2 separate regions of the Mus musculus genome follow, and region 2 is linked to region 1. Evidence: chromatin loops called from intact Hi-C (ENCODE). Cell type or tissue: heart. All regions are shown on one strand.

Region 1 (2,500 bases):
AATTGAAAGCGAAAATCCTCACCCTGAGAGAGCCTCCCCAGATAGCTTTCTTTGACACTGACATGTCTCTGCTTGGCCAGACGCCATGGAGATAGATCCCCTCATGTTAGACAGTTAATTGTTCTCTGCCAGGTCTACACGAAGAAGCTGAGAACCAAGGCAATTATGCAAATAAGTCAAGAAAAGAAAAAGGAAAAGAAAACCACCCACCCATGTGCTCCAGTGAGGTAAGACTTCAGTTGACAGTGGTCTTGACTTGACATGTGCAGATAATTGCCTCAAGTTCTCCATGACTATGGCTGCACTGCCCGAGTGTGTGAGGTCCTCCATTCTTTGGAGCAATGCTCCTATCTTCTTAAAGGGAAAGGACAGAGGTGGATCCTGATGACCCTGAGCCAGATGCAACTGGTTCTGGGAGTAGAGTGCAGTTAAAGAAAGTGTTTTAGCCAGGAGGGAAGCCGGAAAATAATCTTGCATGGGACACTGGGAAGTGAAAAATCTCTTCAGGGGTAATACTACTTTACTCCCACTGCCGGGATCCAGGTTGAGGTTGCTCCCTGGGGCTTTCAATCTGTTACATGTGGGTGCAGTCTCCCCAGCTATGACAGTACCCTCTGGCACACATGCAATGCCTTCTGTAAAGGTCTAGCTGACATCCTTCCATGGACAAATTGCAAGAAGTCAGTGTCATACCAACTTTACTTCTGGATTCCTCAAGGCCAAAGACTTCAATTTTTGTGGTTCCTCAGCTCTAAAGTTTATTTCCCTCCCTCTCTCCTTTCCCACTTCCTTCCCTTCCTTCCTTCTTCCTTTATCTGTCTCTCCTCCCTCCCCCCCCTCCTCTTTTATTCTATTTTCTTCTTTTCCTTGGTCTTGTTTGATTAAAAAAAAAAAAAAAAAAAAAGCTGTTCCTGAGGGTTGAAGTCAGTTGTGCCTTGTGTCCATTCTATCTAGCACCTTTCTTAAGCTGCTACTGTTTGCCAACTCCAAGTTAAGGTGGGACAATAGCCTTAGTCCTCTGACTTGACCTTGTATCTCCTGTTAATCTAGATTCAGAGACCCATACCTTCTTAGCTCAAGAGTTCTTCCTCTCTACAGCCTGTAAATTTAAGGATCTTCCTTTACTCTCTGTTTTGCTGATGTATCTTCACTATGTCTAAGGATGTTTAATACTTGGAACAAAGAGGTGTCATGTACCCCAGGCTGGCCTCTAATCCATTATATAACTGAGGGTGACCTTGAACTTCTGATCAATCTTTCTTCCTAAGCCTTATAAATAGATCTCAAATAGAGGTCACTACACCAAGTTTAAAACTGCTCTCTGTCTTAATTTAGAGCACAATTGGGTGTTTAGATGTGAAACTGAAGAATATTTGCCTTTTCACTCTGGAGAAATGTGAACCTTCCAGGCAGGTGTGCTTATAATTTTCCAGTTTCTTACAAACGTAAAGTTATTTAAGAACCCCACTTAAAAACAAACAAACAAACAAACAAACAAACACCACTTAGATGATGGGCCTCCTTTTATAACACTAATTCTGAAGTGCTGTGGACTTTCACTTTCTTGTATAGTTTTCTGTTTTAACTTTGAAACAGAAAGATTTCACAGTATCCGTTCTTAATCTGTAAGCCTTTCTGAAGCCTTTGGCTCCAGGCAATGCAATTCTGCCCAGAACTTTTGCTATGAGCTGATACAAACATAGCCAGGCCAAGCCAAATCAACAAGTGTTTGTTTAGCACTTAATATATATTTTTGATTACATAGAGTAAACGCTTCTACACCACACACTGTACTATTTGCTCAAGATAAGTTTTTAAAAAAACCTTGCCTGTGGTATTATTGGCAAATATAGTCAGTAAGAAAATAGCAAGAGAGCTAACTCCTAATGGGGTAGAAAGCACAATTGCTTCGTATTTTGTTTCATATAACATTCTTAGAAGACCTGAGTAAACACAGCTCAGGAACTACCTACCCTTCCCCCAAACGTACACACACTCAAAGAGAGAAAGAAAGAAAGAAAGAAAGAAAGAAAGAAAGAAAGAAAGACAATTTCTTTTTGATTATAACTTTCTTTAAGAACATTTGAGAATATCAAATTTGCTCAAATGTGGTGTACACAGAAATCCAGGGTATTGTTTTGATATCTACATCTATAGACATGCTGTGGTTATCTATATTTGATATCACTTCATAAGTCTTTTTTCAGTTGAATACAGGAGAGAGCTTAGAAGGAAGTCATGTGTGCTTGCTACTCTTATTGGGGAGAGCATCACTTAATTCTACTTTCAGTTGCTTCCTATATTCTGAGAGCCTTGACCAGCTTTCTCCAGCAGGTTGTATCTCCGAGTCCCTGGTCACATCTGGTGCATTCACCTATTGTACTTCCTGGTTGGATATTTGGATCGTGGATCTCTTTGAACAGAGATGATCTGGGATAGCTCATGTAAAATATATCCTCCTGCCTATCTACTGACGGGAACATAATGGTTAATCATTAAT
Region 2 (2,500 bases), 280 kb before region 1:
GTGTGTGTGCGCACACTCTAGACCATACCTAAAACTAATTAGCTTCCAAAATGCATCACGCTAATGACGTCACCCTAAGGTTTAGCCAGGGCTCCATGATACGATTAGCAACGATTAGCAATAGCTCTTCCAGGTTGGTTACCTCGTGTGAGTGCAGGTGTCTTCAGAGGCCAGAGACATGAGATCCCCCCTGGAACTGGAGTTATGGATGATTGTGAACCATGCAAAGTGGGTGCTGGGAACTGAATTTGCATCCTCTACAAGAACGGTATGTATTCCCAACCTGTGAGACAGCTTTCCAGTCTAAAGTACATGTGTTGTAAGAGGCATGCCATGTGTGTCCAGTGCAAATGGACCATCTTATAAAAAAAGCAGACTGGAGGCATCATTCAGAGCGTGAGGCTGGGGTAGGCAGCCTTCTGCACCTGGCTCCAGGCCTTCTGTGTGGAAGGGACCCAGCCCAGGGTAGGTGCATTCGTTTCTGGGGACTCAGCTTGGTCATCTGCAAGGTGCAGACAATAACATTTTATTTCCCTTTATTTCTATAGGGGATTGCCGCGAGGGCTCATCTGAAGTGATCATTCAGCGATCTATTATTACTGTGTTAATTAGTTAATTACTAACTGTTCATTAATGCATGCATAATGACAGGCAAATATCAGCTGCTTTTGTTCATTTTTTAAAAATGATTTTTAGTTAGCAAGCAAGATGATGAATTTTGTCATGATAGTTTCTCTGAGTGAATGCATGGGTATACAAGTGTTCGAGTACACATAAATGTATGTGCATGTATGTGTGTGTATGTGCACGTATGTGCATGTATGTGCATGTACAAGTGGAGGCCAGAAGTCAGCCTTCAGAGTCATTCCTCAGGAGGCCAACCATCTTGGGGTTTGAGCTAGTCTCTCTAACTTGTCCTGGAACTGCTCGATGCAGCTTGGCTGACAGCTAGTGAGCCCCGGGAATCTCCACATCCCCAGTGCTAGGATTATAAGCATGTGCCACCATGTTCGAGCTCTGGGCTTTGAACTCAGGTCCTCATGCTCATGTGGCAAGCACTTTGCTGACTGAGCCATCTCTCCAGCCCAAGGGTAAGGCCTTCCTACACTGTGTCTACCCACTCACCTACCATTATCCTCTCTTGATCTCTTATTTGGCTTTTGCTGTTACCAACAACAACACAGCAGAAGGTTTTCTTTTCCCTTCTCTGGGTCTTGAAATCTCCATTGTGTTCCCATGGACACCAAAAGGACCTTCAGTGTGAATTCAAGGGCAGGCGCATCATGCAAAGTAAGCAATGCTCTGCCCTTTCCAGGATGACCCACACTTAGGACGACCTTATTCTCAGTGCTACGTTGCTGTCCACCAGCTGCAGACCAGGCAGGAGGGAACAGGGAAAGTCTTTCCCTCCCCTTTGGCCCTTTCCATATAGCGTTCAGCCCACCTTCCTTTCCTAAGCTCTTTAAACTTCTTTTGGCTAAGTTAACTTTGTGCCCCCAGGAGACAATGGGCCAGGAGAGTGGCGTATCTCTCCTGGGGCCACCAGGTGGCGATGTTTCCTTTGTCATGATCCAACATGTACCAACTCTTCCTGGTTTCAGCGTCCAGCATCCTTCTGTCAGGCAGCTTTCTCTACTCAGGCAGAGGGCTTTGGCAGTTCACAGAGTCCCCATCTTTAGGATGTGAGTGGAATATCACCAGTTTCTCTGCAGTCGTCCAACACCCGTGTAGACATAGAGAATGCATCGAGAATTGGCCCAGGGAAAGGGTCTCTTGTCACTTCTAGATGAACAAGCTGTCATTTGCTGGTAGTGCCAGGGTGATTTTGGAGAGTGATGTCCCTGTGTCCACGCAGGACTCTAACAACTAGGGTGTGAGATCCACCTGGCTTCCATGTCTCTCATCTTGCTTCCTTATCTAAAGTCCCCTGGAGTGAATAGAATAGAATTTAGAATAGAACTGCACACCCCCTCCCCGTGGTATATGTGATATGGAGAATTTGAGGGATGCCTTTGAGTTTGACAGAACCATTTTCAGTTGTTGGTGAGCTTGACTTAGGGACCTGGGATCCTGGAAAACCCAACAGCCTCCAAAGCCACCCTGAACCAGTGACTTCAGGTTCTTGTCTTGCGAGTTATAAGAAATTCATAGATCATGGAAGGTGAGTTTTAGAGAAAAGTTTACTATGTATTTCATAAGAGAACAGAAGAGAGAGGAAGCATGAGCTTGTGTGTATGTGTGTGTGTGTGTGTGTGTGTGTGTGTGTGTGTGAGAGAGAGAGAGAGAGAGAGAGAGAGAGAGAGAGCCCACAGTGTCTATACAGCAGGATTGTGTCTCTGGGGATGGAATGCCATGGAGGTGCTCAGCCAGAACTTGGACAGGGCATGATGGTGGATAAACTCAGTTCAGCCGGCCCAACTGAGGAATGTCCAGCTAGGTGACCTGAGTTTTAGTGATGTCAGCAGATACAGCTTCCAGGTAAGAGAGAGAGATGACAGGG

Evidence for each region. Hi-C counts contacts between places; a loop is a spot of excess contacts. Peaks named below come from ENCODE experiments on the same cell type or tissue, not always from the same donor. Only the 100,000 strongest peaks of a DNase experiment are listed, where the experiment ranks them.
Region 2: a loop joins it to region 1, with 2.2 times the contacts of the local background. A loop is called at or near these places in 2 of 42 quality-filtered maps.

What each region holds. Positions count from the first base shown.
Region 1 is chr8:116,153,505-116,156,004 of GRCm38, reverse strand. No RefSeq gene overlaps it. Among named protein-coding and RNA genes, the nearest start is that of Gm31225, 36 kb to the left of the region's middle. In heart, no CTCF peak of the experiment used is centred here; no DNase peak of the experiment used is centred here.
Region 2 is chr8:116,438,167-116,440,666 of GRCm38, reverse strand. No RefSeq gene overlaps it. Among named protein-coding and RNA genes, the nearest start is that of Dynlrb2, 66 kb to the left of the region's middle. In heart, a CTCF peak has its summit at 1,527 (motif pointing right); a DNase peak (open chromatin) is centred at 1,626; H3K27me3 peaks cover 831 bases.